2 separate regions of the Homo sapiens genome follow, and region 2 is linked to region 1. Evidence: chromatin loops called from intact Hi-C (ENCODE). Cell type or tissue: sigmoid colon. All regions are shown on one strand. Each heading gives the region's core, and the rest is flanking DNA. Links, peaks and the distances in the headings are about the cores only.

What was found. Hi-C counts contacts between places; a loop is a spot of excess contacts. Peaks named below come from ENCODE experiments on the same cell type or tissue, not always from the same donor. Only the 100,000 strongest peaks of a DNase experiment are listed, where the experiment ranks them.
Region 2: it touches region 1 in a loop (4-fold over the local background); 3 of 110 quality-filtered maps call a loop at or near these places.

What each region holds. Positions count from the first base shown.
Region 1 is chr20:33,164,922-33,173,256 of GRCh38, forward strand. BPIFA2 (BPI fold containing family A member 2) reads left to right here and starts at 3,238. Exons shown (of 9, transcript NM_080574.4): 1 at 3,238-3,288; 2 at 4,210-4,381; 3 at 8,011-8,155. The coding sequence starts at 4,225. RefSeq lists enhancers at 1,376-1,877, 1,878-2,377. In sigmoid colon, for the core only: a CTCF peak has its summit at 4,496 (motif pointing right); no DNase peak of the experiment used is centred there; H3K27me3 peaks cover 632 bases.
Region 2 is chr20:33,220,417-33,228,751 of GRCh38, forward strand. It overlaps BPIFA3 (BPI fold containing family A member 3), which reads left to right. Exons shown (of 7, transcript NM_178466.5): 2 at 3,395-3,545; 3 at 3,939-4,046; 4 at 4,682-4,831; 5 at 5,990-6,074; 6 at 6,514-6,577; 7 at 7,122-7,390. The coding sequence ends at 7,201. Among named protein-coding and RNA genes, the nearest start is that of BPIFA3, 7.2 kb to the left of the region's middle. RefSeq lists an enhancer at 3,340-4,539. In sigmoid colon, for the core only: no CTCF peak of the experiment used is centred there; no DNase peak of the experiment used is centred there.

The DNA of each region.
Region 1 (8,335 bases), core at 266-8,265:
GTGGGGCAAGGCCCCCTCCATCTGTCAGTCCATAGGAAGTGGCTCTCCATATTCTAAAGGCAGGACTTGAGAGGGGTCTATTAGTGTCCAGATGTGGAATCCGGGACTTAGGGAAATACTTGAGCGCTGAAAGAATAAACTGTGTCACCAGAAGAAAACCCGGCAAAGTCAAAATTACCAAAAGTTGAATTAAAGGTCTTCAGACTGTAACATTGTGACAACTTTATTAATTGCTCTATTTAGCAGTCACAGGAAGGACAGTAACGTGTGAACAGGTTTTGTTGCTTTGATCTTTCTTATTTGCCCAGAATTCCTGAGTAGGCAGTTCAAGTGTGAGAAACCAGGACCTACTAGAAATTGGATGGATGATTCGTACTTGACTGATTTCACAGGCAAAATGGTGACAAGCCTTTCAGCAATTTTACTAGCAAAATAAGGCAATTATCTTTGATGGGTGCAATGGGAGTGCACACCTGTGTGTTTGTTATCTGGAGAAGGGGTGGGGGCTGCTTCTGTCCACAGGAGAAGGAAGGTCAGTGGGCAGTCTGGTCAGCTGAGCACCCCCCAGCCTGGCTGGCCCCTCATGCAACCCCAGCCCTGTCACTCGCTTTCTCTGGTCTCAGTAGGCTGCATGACCTCTTAGGCTGTTTCTAGCCAGGGCACTGAGCCAGGTATGGAAAAAGATACCAGCTTGGAGGTTAAGGCTGGGCCAGTGGGATCAGGAAGCTGCCCCAGCTGGGGATTAGCAGTCACGCAGCAGGTAGGATGTCCTAGTCTTGGCACAGCTAATCTTTAATGCCTCACTGGGAATTTTCAATAAGAAATTCATCTCGCGACCCTCATGGCTGGGGCCTTTGTCCCTAAGAGGCAAACATCTTCTATGTGAGAAGACTTTGTGTAACCTGGAGAGGGAAGAAGAGGAGGAGGAGGAGCACACAGGAGGAGTTGTCACTGTTTCTTTTTCCGGAATGACTCAGACCAGCCAGCCTGAACCTCGGGTGACCTCTGAGGATCCCAACCTCCCCACCCACCAAGGACCCTATATTATATATTATATAATATTAATCTTATGACAGATGCTCCTCATTTTATTTTATTTTTGTTTGTTTGTTTGAGACGGAGTTTCGCTCTTTTGCCCAGGCTATAGTGAAGTGGCACAATCTTGGCTCACTGCAACATCCACCCCCTGGGTTCAAGTAATTCTTCTGCTTCAGCCTCCAGAGTAGCTGGGATTACAGATGCCTGCCCCCACACCCGGCTAGATTTTGTATTTTTAGTAGAGACAGGGTTTCACCATGTTGGCCAGGCTGGTCTCGAACTCCTGACCTCAGGTGATCTGCCCGCCTCGGCCTCCCAAAGTGCTGGGATTACAGGTGTGAACCACCATGCCTGGCCAGATGGTCCTCATTTTATAATGGGTTGTGTCCCAGTAAACCCATAGTAAAGTTGAAATATTGAAGTCAAACCATCGTAAGCCGGGACCATATGCGCACATATTCATCAGCATCTTCTTCGCCATCTTTGCTGTTGCCGTGCATCATGGGCCTACCCTATGCTAAGCCTTCATGGGTATTACACTAATTTGACCTCACAGCATGCCCTTGAGGTGAGCACTGTTCTTAGTCCCATTTCACAGATAAAGAGCCTGAGGCTCAGCAAGGTGCGGTCTCTGGCCCAGGTCACATGGCCAGCAACCAGCAGAGAGAGAGTATTCATGCCCAGGACAGCCCAAGCCCAGTGCCAGGCTCTGAGCACTGCCCTCAAAGCCCCTCACCATCGTTTTGATTTCCTAGGTCCTTGCCTGTCCACCATGCCTCTGAGATCCAGGAACAGCGTGTTTACCCATTTTACAGATGAGGCAACTGAGGCCTGGGCCAACACCAGGTCTCGAGGTCACTGCATCATGCTCAGCACCCTGGGCTATGTTCCTGGGCTGGGACAAACTGCCTTCACAAGATTTCAGCACAGCCCTTGGCTCTGTGCTTCACAACTGGGGGAAGAGCGGGGCTCAGACGTTTGGAGAACCCGGTGTCAGGCAGCCAGGGAAGGAGGTGTGACAACCATTCAAGACCACAGGCAAGACTGCAGCAGGGGTCTAATGGTCTGGGCTCTTGGGGCCTGGCCATCACCTTCCTGCAGCCGCCCAGCTCTGTGCTGTAACAGTGGAGCCATGGTCAGTGTAGGAACAGCCAGCTCCTGGAGCCACTGGTCTTGTCCCACCGTTTGCTTGGTTGCATCATTTTGAGGACAGGCCCCCCAGGTCCTTGCTGAATTGCAGGTGGGTGAGCAGAAGGGCAGAGACCTATGGTGACCCTGAGCTCTGTGCCAGTCCTTCCCAGCCTGAGGCCAAGTGGGCACCCACCCGAGTTTCCTGTGCTGTTCCGGGTTGACACAGGCCCAATGCAGCAGGCGTTACAACCAACCCAAACATCAGTGGCCGAAGCAAAAACAGGATACTCAGGCCCAGGGACTCTCCCTCTCTGCTAACTGACCTCAGCCTGATATGGGTGGAAGGGTCTTCCCTGGTGGCCCAAATGCCTGGTTCCTGTCCTTGCAAGTATGGACAAGCCACCTCCCTCTCTGAACTTCAGCTTTCTCAACTGGAAAATGGAGCTCTGAAAACCTGCCTTACAGAGTTTTCATAAAGACTAACAGAAAAGTGCATCTAAAGTGCCCTTTAGGGACACCAAGCCCAGTGTCAGCACAAGCAGCTGCCAGGCATCTGCTGCACCTGCCGGGTGCAGACCCCTGGGGGCAGGACCCCTGGGAGGCTGTCTGACTCCTTGTGGGCCACAATTCTAGACCCATCTCGGTCCCTGTCTTGCTGAATGACCCCAGGCTGGTGGCTTCCCCTCTCTGAGCCTCAGTTTCCAAATGATGACGGAGTTAGACCGGATGGTCATTATGGGTCCTCCTGCCAGGACATTCTCCAATTCATTCATTCTCAGTCTTCTCCCAGTCCTCACCCACAAGGACCAAGGACCACCCCCTCGGTAGCTGCAGGCTCCATGAGGACCTGGTCTTAGTCTTGGCGGAAAGCCCTCTCCATAGCCATCCGTTTCAATTCAAGCATCCTGGGTGACCTTTGAGTTGGAAATCTCTCTCTCTGCTCATCCTGGAGAGGGGTTATTTTCCTTGGAGTGTCCTTGGATGATCCCAGAACCAAGGCTTGCTTCTGTGGGCAGCCTTCCATCCCATCTCCACCATATAATAGCCGCCACCATTCAGCAGAATCCCAGCAGACTGTGCAGTGGGGCAAGGATTTCATGAGCATCCTCCTCTAAACGCGTGAGTGGCGTGCTCCCCCCAGTGGCACCACACGTGGTGGTCTTTGGAAGGCTTTGGGGGCAAGAGGCAGAGGGGTGGGATTGCTTGGGTTAGCTAATATTTTGAATACAGCAGAGATAATCAATATATCTCTAAATGTGCTCTAAATGGCAAGTTCGTGATGAGTACTCACTAAAGATTCCATTTCCCTCTGGGCAATTCTTACTCCTGTTCTTCCCATGACTGTCCAGGTGTCAAGACAAATGGCAAATCAGAGTAAATTTAGAGATCTATAGATTATATTAAAATAAGTGTCAAACTAATGAACAATGCAGGGTCATGAGGTGGTCTCCATTGATTTGTTCATACTTATATTCAACAAAGATTTATTCGTTTACTGTACTGTACTAGGTGCAGGCTTTTTACTGGCGCCTGAGGATTCGACAGTGAAATAAGTCACAGTCCTTCCTCTAAGGAGTTCACAGCCTGGTAGGAAAGGTGGTCAAATCATCAGGGAAGTGTTATCCAAGACCTTGATCAGGATAATGAAGGCAGCAAGGTGGGACTCCTCCAACCTAGAATCTGGGAAGGGGCCTACAGTAGGCTTCACAGAGGGCATGATGTAGGAATTGACCTAAGTGGAAAAGTAAAGAAGAAGAAAAATATTTTAGGCAGAGAAGACAGCGTATGAAAAGGAACTTTGTGTCAAGAGTATGGGCTTGGAGTCAAGTCTGACTTTTCAAATCCCAGCTCCTCTGCTCACTGACTGTGTGTCTCCGGGCAAGTTGCTGTAGCTTTCTGACCTTGGCTGCCCATTTGTAAAATAGGAAATAACCACATCTATCTTAATGGAATGCTAAATGTTAAGAGTGATGGGAACTCACTGAAGAGTCCATTTCCCTCTGGGCAATTCTCACTCCTGTTCTTCCCATGACTGTCCAGGTGTCAAGACAAAAGATGCTTCAGCTTTGGAAACTTGTTCTCCTGTGCGGCGTGCTCACTGGGACCTCAGAGTCTCTTCTTGACAATCTTGGCAATGACCTAAGCAATGTCGTGGATAAGCTGGAACCTGTTCTTCACGAGGGACTTGAGACAGTTGACAATACTCTTAAAGGTAAATCAACAAGGGTGATGAACAGTGTCACCTAAATTAGCCTCCTAAACACTATGCCTGCATTACCAGAGGCTGCCACCAGGGGCTACTCTTTATGGGCGGTTTACTGAGAAAAGTGGCTATTCAATTCCTGACTCATTCGTTTATCTTTCTAGAAACAAGCAATGCCACAATGAATAGCCTTTTACATATTATATCCTGATAAACGTGCATAAGATAAATTCCTACAAGTGGGATTTCAAAAGTTCAAAAACTATGCTGTTGACAAATAATCTCCTATGTTAACACTTTCTCCAACAGTCTACGAAAGTGCCTTTTTTCCCACTCCTTTTCCAGCACTGGGTATGGACAACTTTAAATATTCTGCCTGTCTCACAGATGAAAAGCTATAACTTATTTCACTTTGCATTCCTCTAATTATGAAGGAGCCCTCTTCTTTTTTCATATATTTACTATGTACTTACATATTTTAACTTGAGGATTTTGTCTATATTCTTAGCATATTTTTCTTTTGGGTTGTTTAATATTCTTTTATGGACTTGTGTTAATTCAGTGAAAATTAAGGAAATTATCCCTACCTAGCCTTGGTATCTGTAAAGCTACCTACCTTTATATTTATTTATACCTCCTTTTTATGCTAACCTATTAAAATAACTTGGCTTTCTTTTTGTTTTATGGAAACATTAGCAGCACATCAAAAACAGTTTTTGTAGGAGGAGGTAACTTCTGCAAATGGCTGCCTTTCAAACCTTGTCAAGGGCTTAGGTAACTTTCAAAGATGCAGAAAGGACTCACACTCTAATTTCACAGCTGAGAAAACTGAGGCCCAGAGACAGAAATGTCTAAACCAAAGTCACCTCGTGAATTATACGATTAGACGTAGTTATATCACCAATTTTATTTAAAGTGTCATTCTCTGAATCATTATAACTAGGTAGATATTGTCCATTACAGAGCCAAGTTACAATATTATGATTACATCTCTTTTCTTATACGGTATAGTCTTTTGTTTTTCCTTAAGTTAGTAATTGCCCTGTTGTTTCTCACTTGAATTATTTTCTTCTCATATATACTTAATTATTTTCATGAGCATCATCCTGTATCTATCATGACATTTATTATTTTTTGAGACAAGGTCTCACTCTGTCACCCAAGCTAGAGTACACTGCCAGCCTCAACCTCCTGGGCTCAACTGATCCTCTCACCTCAGCCTCCCCAGTAGCCGGGACTACAGGTGCACACCACCACACCTGGCTAAGTTTTACATTTTTTGTAGCGGTGGAGTCTCACCATTTTGCCCAGGCTGGTCTCGAACTCCCGGCCTCAAGTGATCCTCCTGCCTTGGCCTCCCGAAGTACTGGGATTACAGGCGTGAGCCACCACACCCAGTCACGACATTTATTCCCATCCCCCTGTTCTCCAGAGACCTATCATAAAGACACTTTGTCCTCCTCCTCCTATAAGAATTATTGCTTTCTTTTGGTGCAACTGCTTTTGGTGTCATGAAGTCTTTGCCCGTGCCTATGTCCTGAATGGTATTGCCCAGGTTTTTTATGGTTTTGGGTTTTACATTTAAGTATTTAAACCATCTTGAGTTAAGTTTTTAATAAGGTGTAAGGAAGGGATCCAGTTCCAGTTTTCTGCATACATCTAGCCAGTTTTCCCAGCACCATTTATTAAATACAGAATCCTTTCCCCACTGCTTGTTTTTGTCAGGTTTGTTGAAGATCAGATGGTTGTAGACATGTGGTGTTATTTCTGAAGTTTCTGTTCTGTTCCATTGGTCTATATGTCTGTTTTGGTACCAGTACCATGCTGTTTTGCTTACTGTATCCTTGTAGTATAGTTTGAAGCCAGGTAGCATGATGTCTCCAGCTTTGTTCTTTTTGCTTAGGATTGTCTTGCTATATGTGCTCTTTTTTTGGTTCCATATGAAATTTAAAGTAGTTTTTTTTTCTAATTCTGTGAAGAAAGTCAATGGTAGTTTGATGGGAATAGCAGTGAATCTATAAATTACTTTGGGCAGTATGGCCATTTTCATGATATTGTTTCTTCCTATCCGTGAGCATGGAAAATTAACAAATGGGATCTAATTAAACTGAAAAGCTTCTGCACAGCAAAAGAAACTGGCATTAGAGTGAACAGGCAACCTACAGAAGGGGAGATCATTTTTGCAATCTATCTATCTGACAAAGGTCTAATATCCGGAATCTACAAGGAACTTAAACAAATTTACAAGAAAAAAACAAACAACCCTATCAGAAAGTGTGCAAAGGATATGAACAGACACTTCTCAAAAGAAGACATTTATGTGGCCAACAAACATATGAAAAAAAGCTCATCATCACTGATCATTAGAGAAATGCAAATCAAAACCACAATGAGATACCATCTCACACCAGTAAGAATGGCAATTATTAAAAAGTCAGGAAACAATAGATGTTGGCAAGGCTGTAGAGAAATAGGAACACTTTTGCCCTGTTGGTGGGACTGTAAATTAGTTCAACCATTGAGGAAGACAGTGTGGTGATTCCTCAAGGATCTAGAACCAGAAATACCATTTGACCCAGCAATCCCATTACTGGGTATATCCCCAGAGGAATATAAAACATTCTACTATAAAGACACATGTACACATATGTTTATTGCAGCACTATTTACAATAGCAAAGACATGGAACCAACCCAAATGCCCATCAATGATAGACTGGATAAAGAAAATGTGGTACATATACACCATGGAATACTATGCAGCCATAAAAAAGAATGAGATCATGTCCTCTGCAGGGACATGGATGAAGCCAGAAGCCATCATCCTCAGCAAACTAACACAGGAACAGAAAACCAAACACTGCATGTTCTCATTCATGAATGGGAGTTTAATGATGAGAACACATGGATGCAGGGAGGGGAACAACACACACTGGGGCCATTTGGGGGCTTGGGGGCAAGGTGGGGGAGAGAATTAGGACAAATACCTAATGCAGGTGGGGCTTAAAACCTAGATGACGGGTTGATAGGTGCGGCAAACTACCATGGCACATGTATACCTATGTAACAAACCTGCACATTCTGCACATGTATCCCGGAACTTAAAGTTAAAAAAAAAAAATTATTATTATTGCTCTGTGGACCTGCTGGAAAGCTGTCATTCTGGGACTCTCGTTTTCCAGTTTCATGGATTGGAGCCATTTTTTCTCCTGGATTCTAGATTTTTCATTTCTTGAGTGTATTCTCTCATTCTTTCTAGTTTTTCAAACTCACGTGAGCATCTCACTTAGCACAATGGACCCCTAAGTCACTCCTAGACACTGGTGTACAATCAATAGCAATTGCCTGGCCAACTGGTTGATTGCACTGTTGATAAATAATCAGTATATATTATTAATAGTACGGAGGCAGTATGGAGGAAACAAGAGTTCCCTGGCTGTGTGGCTAGACACGTTTCTTAACCATCTAGAGCCTTTATTTCCTTAGCTATAAAAAAGCAGACAGTGACAATATCTACTTCACTGAGTTGTTATAAAGATTAAATGAAATAACATAGGCAAACAGTCTTACCCGGTACCTGGAGCATCGTAGCTACTTCGTAAGTGGTGCGTGACACAAAATGGCGATTGTTTTTGGCAGGCATCCTTGAGAAACTGAAGGTCGACCTAGGAGTGCTTCAGAAATCCAGTGCTTGGCAACTGGCCAAGCAGAAGGCCCAGGAAGCTGAGAAATTGCTGAACAATGTCATTTCTAAGCTGCTTCCAACTAACACGGACATTTTTGGGTGAGTTGGTCCTTCAGGGTGGAGATCTTTGCTCTAAGGAAAGGGAAAACATATCTTTGAGGAGGTAAGTTTAAGATGAAAGACAGATGGACAAGCCTCATTCCCCTCCCACAGAGCCAAGGTGGTCTGAGCAAGGCCAGACCCACCAGAGCTTGAGTAAATTAGAGGCAGGGCTACAGA
Region 2 (8,335 bases), core at 13-8,012, 55 kb after region 1:
GAAATTGGATTGGAGTTAAAATGAATTTGTTAATTTAAAGAGAGTTGATATTTTAGACTTCCCAATCATAAATTTAGTGTATCTTTCCATTTATTCAGATTTTACTATATATCCCATAAGAGAATTTTAAAGTCCTATCAATGTATTGAGCATGATTTATTAACATGATTCCCAGAGAATTTATAGTTTTCATTGCCATAGTAAATGCTACCTAATCTTCTATTATATTTTCTAGTTGGAATTGCAGGTACAGATGGAAGGAAAGCTGTTGACTTCTTCTGATATTCAAAAGCCTTGCTGACCTCTTATATTTTTATTGTTTTATTTATTCTGTAGGTTTTTCTATCTAGGGGATTATATTGTCCATAAGTAGTAATAGCTTTATCTTTTCTCTTCTAAGCCTGACACTTCCTGTGCCTTTTTCTTATCTTGCATTGTAGCCAGAGCCTTCTACAGGAATGGAAATTAATCCAGAATTCCCCTACAAGTAAATTTTCTGTGGGTTTTTGGAATATAGTGTTTATCACATTAAGCCTGTTCCTTATGCCCCTAGCTTTATGAATTTTTCTTACTCATAAGTCAGTATTGACCTTTAACAAATGTTTCTCTGCATCTAAAAGTTAATCACTTTTTTCCTCCAACCTACTAAATGATAAATTGTATTAATAGATTTTTCTGCTGTTGAACCTTCCTAACACTTTTAAAATGAAAGTTTTTATGATGTACTGTTAGATTTTTTTTTTTTTTTTTTCAAATGGAGTCTTGCTCTATCACCCAGGCTGGAGTACAGTGGCGGGATCTCAGCTCATTGAAACCTCCACCTCCCAGCCTGGGTTCAAATGATTCTCCTGCCTCAGCCTCCCGAGTAGCTGGGATTACAGGTGCCCCCACTACCACGACCTACTGATTTATGTATTTTTAGTAGAGACAGGGTTTCACCATGTTGGCCAGGCGGGTCTCAAACTCCAGACCTCAGGTGATCCGCCCGCCTTGGCCTCCCAAAGTGTTGGGATTACAGGCGTGAGCCACTGCGCCTGGCCAAGATTTCATTAGCTAATAATTTGTTTAGGATCTTAGCAAACTTTTCATACATAAAACTAATATGTAACTTTCTTTTCTTGGTACTGTCCTTGAGGCTAGGAAAGTTATACTAACCTCAGAGAATGAATTTAACGTCTTTCTGTTTTTAAATTTTCTTTCACATTTATCTCTTTATAAAAGTTTGATAAAACTCTGCATAAAATCTTCTAGATCAAAAGCTCTCAGAGAATGAGATCTTCAATCATCATTTTTATTTGTTAAGAAATTTCTTAATTTCTTTGGTTATGAATGTTTTCTATTTTTCCTCATTGAAACTTGGCATTTTGTGGTTGGCATAAATGTATCCTTTTCATTTAGGTTATTGAATATATTGGCGTATAATTCTGAACCCAGGTAACCTCATTTATACAATAAGTGCAGTTAGAATGTTAGTTCACGAAGCTGCTTTTCAAACTTAAATGCTGGAAAGTATGTGAAAAGTTCTTTGACTATGCATATGTTTATTGCTATGACCAGTAGCAGCTTCTCTGCAGTAACCCAGAGTTCTCAGTGTAGGGCCTGATCTCAGGTAGGGTCAAGGCAGTGAAACTATATTATCAGTTAGAGTACTTAGCTGCAGGCAACAGAAAACCCAACTCAACCTGGCTTACACAATAAAAAAAGTTGTCATTTTACATAACTGAAAGTCAGAGATAGGACAAGCTCCAGGTTTGGTTCAGTCATGAGTTCAAAGTTTGCCTCCAGACTAGATTTTGTCTATTTCTCAGCTCTGCTATCATCATGGTTTTATCCTCATGCTGGTTCCCATTGTGGTAGGAAAATGGTGGCCCATGGCCATTGGCGCTATAGGCTGTCTTGCTTCTTTCCGATAGGAGAAACAGAAAGGAATTTTCCCCTCTTGTTTGGTCTGATAGAGCCAACTGGGTCATGTGCCAACTTTGAACCCAAAAGAGTCAGTGAGGGTGAGGCACACCTGATGGTTCAGATAATCAACAGCCTCATCTAGACCAGGAATTTAAGGGAGTACTTGAATAAAATCAGGGTTCAGATGAGGAAAATAGAATGAATAAATGGATAAATGGATGGATAGATGGACAGATGGATGGATGGATGGATGGATGGATGGATGGATGGATGGATGGATGGATGAGTGGATGGATGGATGGATGAGCGGATGAATGGATGGATGGATGGATGGATGGATGGATGGATGAGTGGATGGATGGATGGATGAGCGGATGAATGGATGGATGGATAGATGAATATTAGACTGGCAACCACTGGTGTCTGCTGCTCACAAATTCCCAAGCACCACTATAATCATGAACCAAGAACTACTAAGAGTTCTGGGCATACCTATAGGTTCACTCTATCCTTGAAACTATTTGTTTAATATATTTCTCTCCTAGTAGACATAAAACTGGTTTGTACCCTCAGTGACCAGCTTGGGGCCTGACACCCAGTAGATGCTCAATAAATATTTGTTGGATGAATGAATGAATGGTCTTAATATTCCTCACAAGAACCCTGTGAGGTACTGCCCCTGTTATACAGATGAAGAAGCCAAGACCCAGGGAGATGATAGAGCCAGGATTTGAATCAAGATCTGCTACTCCAGACACATTCTTGTTTGTAAGCGACAGAAACAAACATTGCTGAAACAAACAACTCCAAGGTGCTGTCTTGGAGGAGGGGGATGGGGTATGACAAAGGTTTCTGCTGCTCTGGAGTAACCCAGAGTTCTCAGTGTGGGAACTGATCTCAGGGCAGGTCAAACCAGTGAAATAATGTGCCCTGTGGTACACTACGAGGTTCATCAGAGCTGGGTCCTCATCCCAGGCAGGAGGGTCTAGAGACAAAATAGAAAGGACTTAAGCATCTCCATAGCTTTAAAAATTCCTTCCTTTGGGAGATTTATTCCTTTCTGGTGGAAGCTCCACTGGGTCCTGCAATTTATTCTAGACATGGTGTGGAGCAATTTACATCTATTCTTTCCAGGCTTACCCATCTAATTTTCTCTTCAACCAACATTGACTCTGATCTACATCCTGTATGTTAGCTCCGTGCTCCAGACTGAAATACAGTGTTGGGTGAACTTTCAACCAGAATACCCCACTTTGAGCAGCTGTTGCCTGCCACACCCTCTGCAGGTGTTTTTCTTTATTTCTCACATCAATCTTGCAAAGCATAATTTCATAGATGAAGAAGGTAGATCTCCATGGGGAGGTGGTGACATGCACCACTCACTAAGCAATCAGATCTTGCACCAGCCTGCAACCCAGGCCTCCGAATCCCAAGCCCCCCACCTTTTCCGTGACACTGTGCAAAGTCAGTGGTCCTTGTGCATTTCCAGTTATTGCTCAGGGCCTCATAAAGCACAACGCAGAAAGCCGAATTCAGAACATCCACTTTGGGGACAGACTGAATGCCTCAGCACAAGTGGCCCCAGGGCTGGTGGGCTGGCTAATCAGCGGCAGGAAACACCAGCAGCAGCAAGAGAGCAGGTGAGACCCTGAGTTCTATCCGTGGCCCTGGAACTCTTTATAGAGCTCTAGATCGAAGGGTAGAGCTGATGGGGGGCTGGGGAGGTGCAAGGCCTGTGAAGAGGGAAGGTAGGAAGATTGAAAGAAGAGAAGGTGGAAGGCCCACACAAGGAACAGTGGGGGCCCAGCTGCACAAATCAAAACTGTGTGGCACTGTTAGGGCCACTCTGGGGCAGCTTGCAGTCCAGGGCTCCCGCACCTGACTCTTGCCCTCAGAGCATCTGTAAAAGAATCACAGTCCAAATCCCATTGCCAGGCCCTCTTTATAGTCGGACAGCCTTGTTTCTCAGCAGGAAGCCTTACCTGTTCTGAAGTCCCTCACCCTTGTGGGGCCTCTGCTCTTTCCTTGTGCAGCATCAACATCACCAACATTCAGCTGGACTGTGGTGGGATCCAGATATCATTCCATAAGGAGTGGTTCTCGGCAAATATCTCACTTGAATTTGACCTTGAATTGAGACCGTGAGTCATACAGAAGCAGAATCTGAGAGGTGCTGGCCCTCCTCGCAGGGAACCTGGGAAATTCAGATCTTTCTGATCCCAACCTAAATTCAAATCCTGGCTTCCAAAGCCACTTGCTGTGTGACCTTGGGCAAGTCACTTCACCTCTCTGAGCCTTGGTTTCTTCACCTGAAATATGATGACAATCATTAGTCAGTGGAAGGAAGTCATTTGCTCATTCAAACCTATGAGAGTTCACAACAACTGGGCTTGATTAAAGAGAGAAAGGGAGAACTGCTGTAATCATCTCATCGCCCCTGCTCACCATCCTCCTGTTCAAACTATCCTTTGACATCCACTGCCCCCAAGAAAGGGAGGATGCAGCTAAATGGGAAAGATTTTTGAAACAGAGATTAACTCTCAACGTTTGAATTTCCAAAGGCCTATTTAAGGGGTTTTCAGAGTCACTCTGGCTACAGCTGTTTTCTCTTTAATCACTGACTTCAGGATTTAACTGGGCCTAGTTTGTTGAAAGGACTCAGAGTGCCAGGGGAAGCCCTAACGGTGGACAGTGCCCGTCTTTGCCAATACGGAGATTTCTACTCTTTCTCTACCTCCTCCCCTTGCCCTTCCTCCTCTTCCTCTCTCATCTGCAGGTCCTTCGATAACAACATCGTAAAGATGTGTGCACATATGAGCATCGTTGTGGAGTTCTGGCTGGAGAAAGACGAGTTTGGCCGGAGGGATCTGGTGATAGGCAAATGCGATGCAGAGCCCAGCAGTGTCCATGTGGCCATCCTCACTGAGTAAGACCCCAGCTGCCCCTCCCCAGAGCTGGGCCTCCTTCCTGATGAGCCCCAGCTGCAGGGTCACTTCCTGACCGTCTCCTAAATTAGTCCAAAGCAGATCTCATCCTTCCCCCGGGATCTGCTCCTCCTCCCATGTTCCCATCCGTGATGACCCTACCACCCTCCCAGAAGCCAGACTCTTCTCCCTCCTCACTCCTCAAGCCCATCATCACAAGTTCCCATCAATGACTTGCTAGTAGCCCTCAGCTTCTCTCTTTTATCTCCATCTCCTACTCCACTACCTGGAGCACTACAGGAAACTCACCTGGCTTTCCCTGGCCCGGATCTCCCCTCCTACACTCCATTCCTCATCCTGCAGCAGAAATAACTTTCTAACACAGAAATCTGGCCATGCCCAAGCCCCTGCTCCAAAGCCTCCAGTGGTTCCCAGTGCCCTCTGGGTAAACAGCAACTCCCAAATTTCACTCAAGGCCCTGCTTGTCCTCTCCCCTGCCAACTTTTCAGCCCTTTGTCCTCCACCACACACCGTACATTTTCACACCACTGTGCCTTTGCACATGCTGATCTTCTTGCCTGGAATGCCCGTCCCATCTTCTATGAAGCTCCTCCTTATCACTCATTCATTCATATATTTCCCAAAAACCTACTGTATGCCAGCACCACACCTGATGCTAGGGATACAGTGGTGAACAAGACACAAAATACAGCTTTAATAAAGCTCCATAGACTGGCTGACCAAGTCTTTCAATTTCAACTGACTGTAAGTCCCTTGAAGGCAAGACTTGTGCCTGATTTATCTCTGTAATTCCGGAATGCTGAAAGCAATGAAGACCTCAGTGGATGTCTGTTCATTTATTCATCAGATATTCATTGAGTACCTAGATTGTACCAGACATTCATGGGAGGACGGTGTAAGGGAAAGACTCTGGAATCTGGTGCTCTATTGCCATGTTTCTAATATAACCAGCACTTATTAGCTGTGTGACCTTGGGCAAGGTCTGAGCTACCCCTTTGATGATCACTGACAATGATACTTCTGGCATGGGGCTGAGTGAGGACTAAAAGACTGTGGAAAGTATACTCAACACATACCTCCTGGCTTTAATATTGCCTGGATTGCTCTGTTCTGTTCTGTGCCTCTACCTTTCTTTCTAGGGCTATCCCACCAAAGATGAATCAGTTTCTCTACAACCTCAAAGAGAATCTGCAAAAAGTTCTCCCACACATGGTAGAAAGTCAGGTAAGTTTAGAAAAAACTTTGCATCTTGAGCATCCTTGAGTCCGAGGGTTAGGGCATATATCCACTGGCAATTTAGCAAAGGATTTCAAACATTGGATTTTAGAGCTTGAAAAATCTCAATTTAAAATTTCAGTTTGGCCATGAGTTTTGCCAGCCTATCCTTGAGCAAGAGACTTTGCCTCCCTGAGCCTCAGTGTTCCCACCTGTAGCATGGGATCCACCATAGTCTCTATCTTATATGATGAGGATTTGTGGAGACAAAGCGTCGAAGTGTTGTGCATGACACTGAGCAGGTAGTTGGCGCTCACTACAAGGGAGCTGCTCTGGCCACGATTCCTACTGGAAAAAATCCCATGGAGTTGAAGTTTCCTGCCACAGTCACTTCAGTTTTCCTTTTCCAGCCCCTGGCCTGATCCTTCTCTCTGTGCTGATGGTCCAGGTATGTCCTCTGATCGGTGAAATCCTCGGGCAGCTGGATGTGAAACTGTTGAAAAGCCTCATAGGTGAGTGTCTGGTCCATCCAGTGAGGACTTCTTAGGACTGGCAAGTGGCTGAAAGAGGTACCCCCGGCCCTGGAGCCCCCAGGGAGGCCTGCTAAGGGGCGTCTGCATGTGCCGTGAGAACACTTTAGAGGTGACCATATTATGATGACCACACTGTCCCCCAAGAGAGCTGGGACAGCAGAACGTACCCCTACCAAGCAGGCTGTGCCCTGCCAAGTCACTGAAGTCATCAGGTTACCAGAGATTCGAGCTGCTTCCAAGATCTCCACCCAATCCAGTAGGGAACACTGGCCCCATCCCAAACCTGAGACCATCTCTACTCCAGTTACAGATAAACAGTTATAGTCCCTGCCCATATAGAGCTCACAGACTAGTGAAGTGAAGACACCAAGAAGCAAACAATTCAGCATCATTTGGGGAGGGTTTTCACGTGAACGCTCCCGGCACCTGCCTTTGGTCACCATGGATGGATGAGGGTTTCCCTTCGGTGTGGGAGTTGGGAGGTGGGCACACTGGTGACAGACGCTACCTCTTCTCCTTACAGAACAGGAGGCTGCTCATGAACCAACCCACCATGAAACCAGCCAACCCTCTGCATGCCAGGCTGGAGAGTCCCCCAGCTGACTTCTGCTGATCAGAAGGAAAGTCCACATCTTGCAACCTTAAGTCTCCCTTAGAGTGGGGCTTCTGCTACCCTAAAAACTTTACCCCAGGCTCTGTGGACATACCATCCTCTCCTACAATAAACTCTAGCTCTGAAGGGTGCACAGGTCCCTCCCACCTGGGCCCTGGGGTTTAGGTCTAGAAGTCAGACCTGATGAAGTATCCTCCTGAGAACAAATATCCCTATGGTTGCTCATCAGCCCAGAAATACCAGGACAAAAAAAAAAAAAAATGCAGGGAGGGGCCTGTTGAGATTTCTCATTCTTTCATTCTTTCATTCCATATTTATTGGGCACCTAATATGTGTCAAGAATACTCCTGGGCTCCAAGAGGGTGTAGAGAAAGGGTGAGAGAGTGGAAAAGTGAAACCATGGGCACAAACACATCTGAGCTCACCTTCAATTCAGCTCAACTGGCAGTTCCATGAGGGTGTAGGTGCCATGCAGCATGGTGACGCATGAATCCCAGCCCCAGCATACAGCTGGCACAGAGTGAGTGCTCAGTAAATATCTGTGGCTCAATGAGTGGATGGATTCTAGTCTTAGGATCCACTAGCTGCATTTGAGACAAAGCTTGTTATCTTTCGGTCTTCATCATTTGCAAAATGGAATAGAAATCTTGCAAGATGTGGAGCAACAGAAGCCATCCCATGCTGCTGGTGGGAGATAAATTCTACCACCACTTTATAAAGCATCTCCTAGAGTTAAACATGGGCTTACTTTACAACTCAGCAATTCCACTACCTAGTGTATTCTCAACAAAAATACATGCACGTGTGGAGCAAAAGGCAAGGAAGCTCATAGCAGCAATGTTCGTCATAACCCCAAACTCAACATCCTCCCATGCCCATCAAAAGAATGAATAAATAGAATGGGCAGATATCTTGTGGGATGGGCACCCACTGGAATCTCTATAGTGATGGAAATGACCTACAATTGCACACAGCACGTGGATGAATCTCATAAACAGAATGTTACATGAAAGAAGCCATACACAAAAGGGCATGTGTTGCATCTCCCATTTATGTGAGTCCAAAAACAGCAAAACTAATCCGTGCCGCCAGAGATAAGATAGTGGTTACCTTGGAGCAAGGGT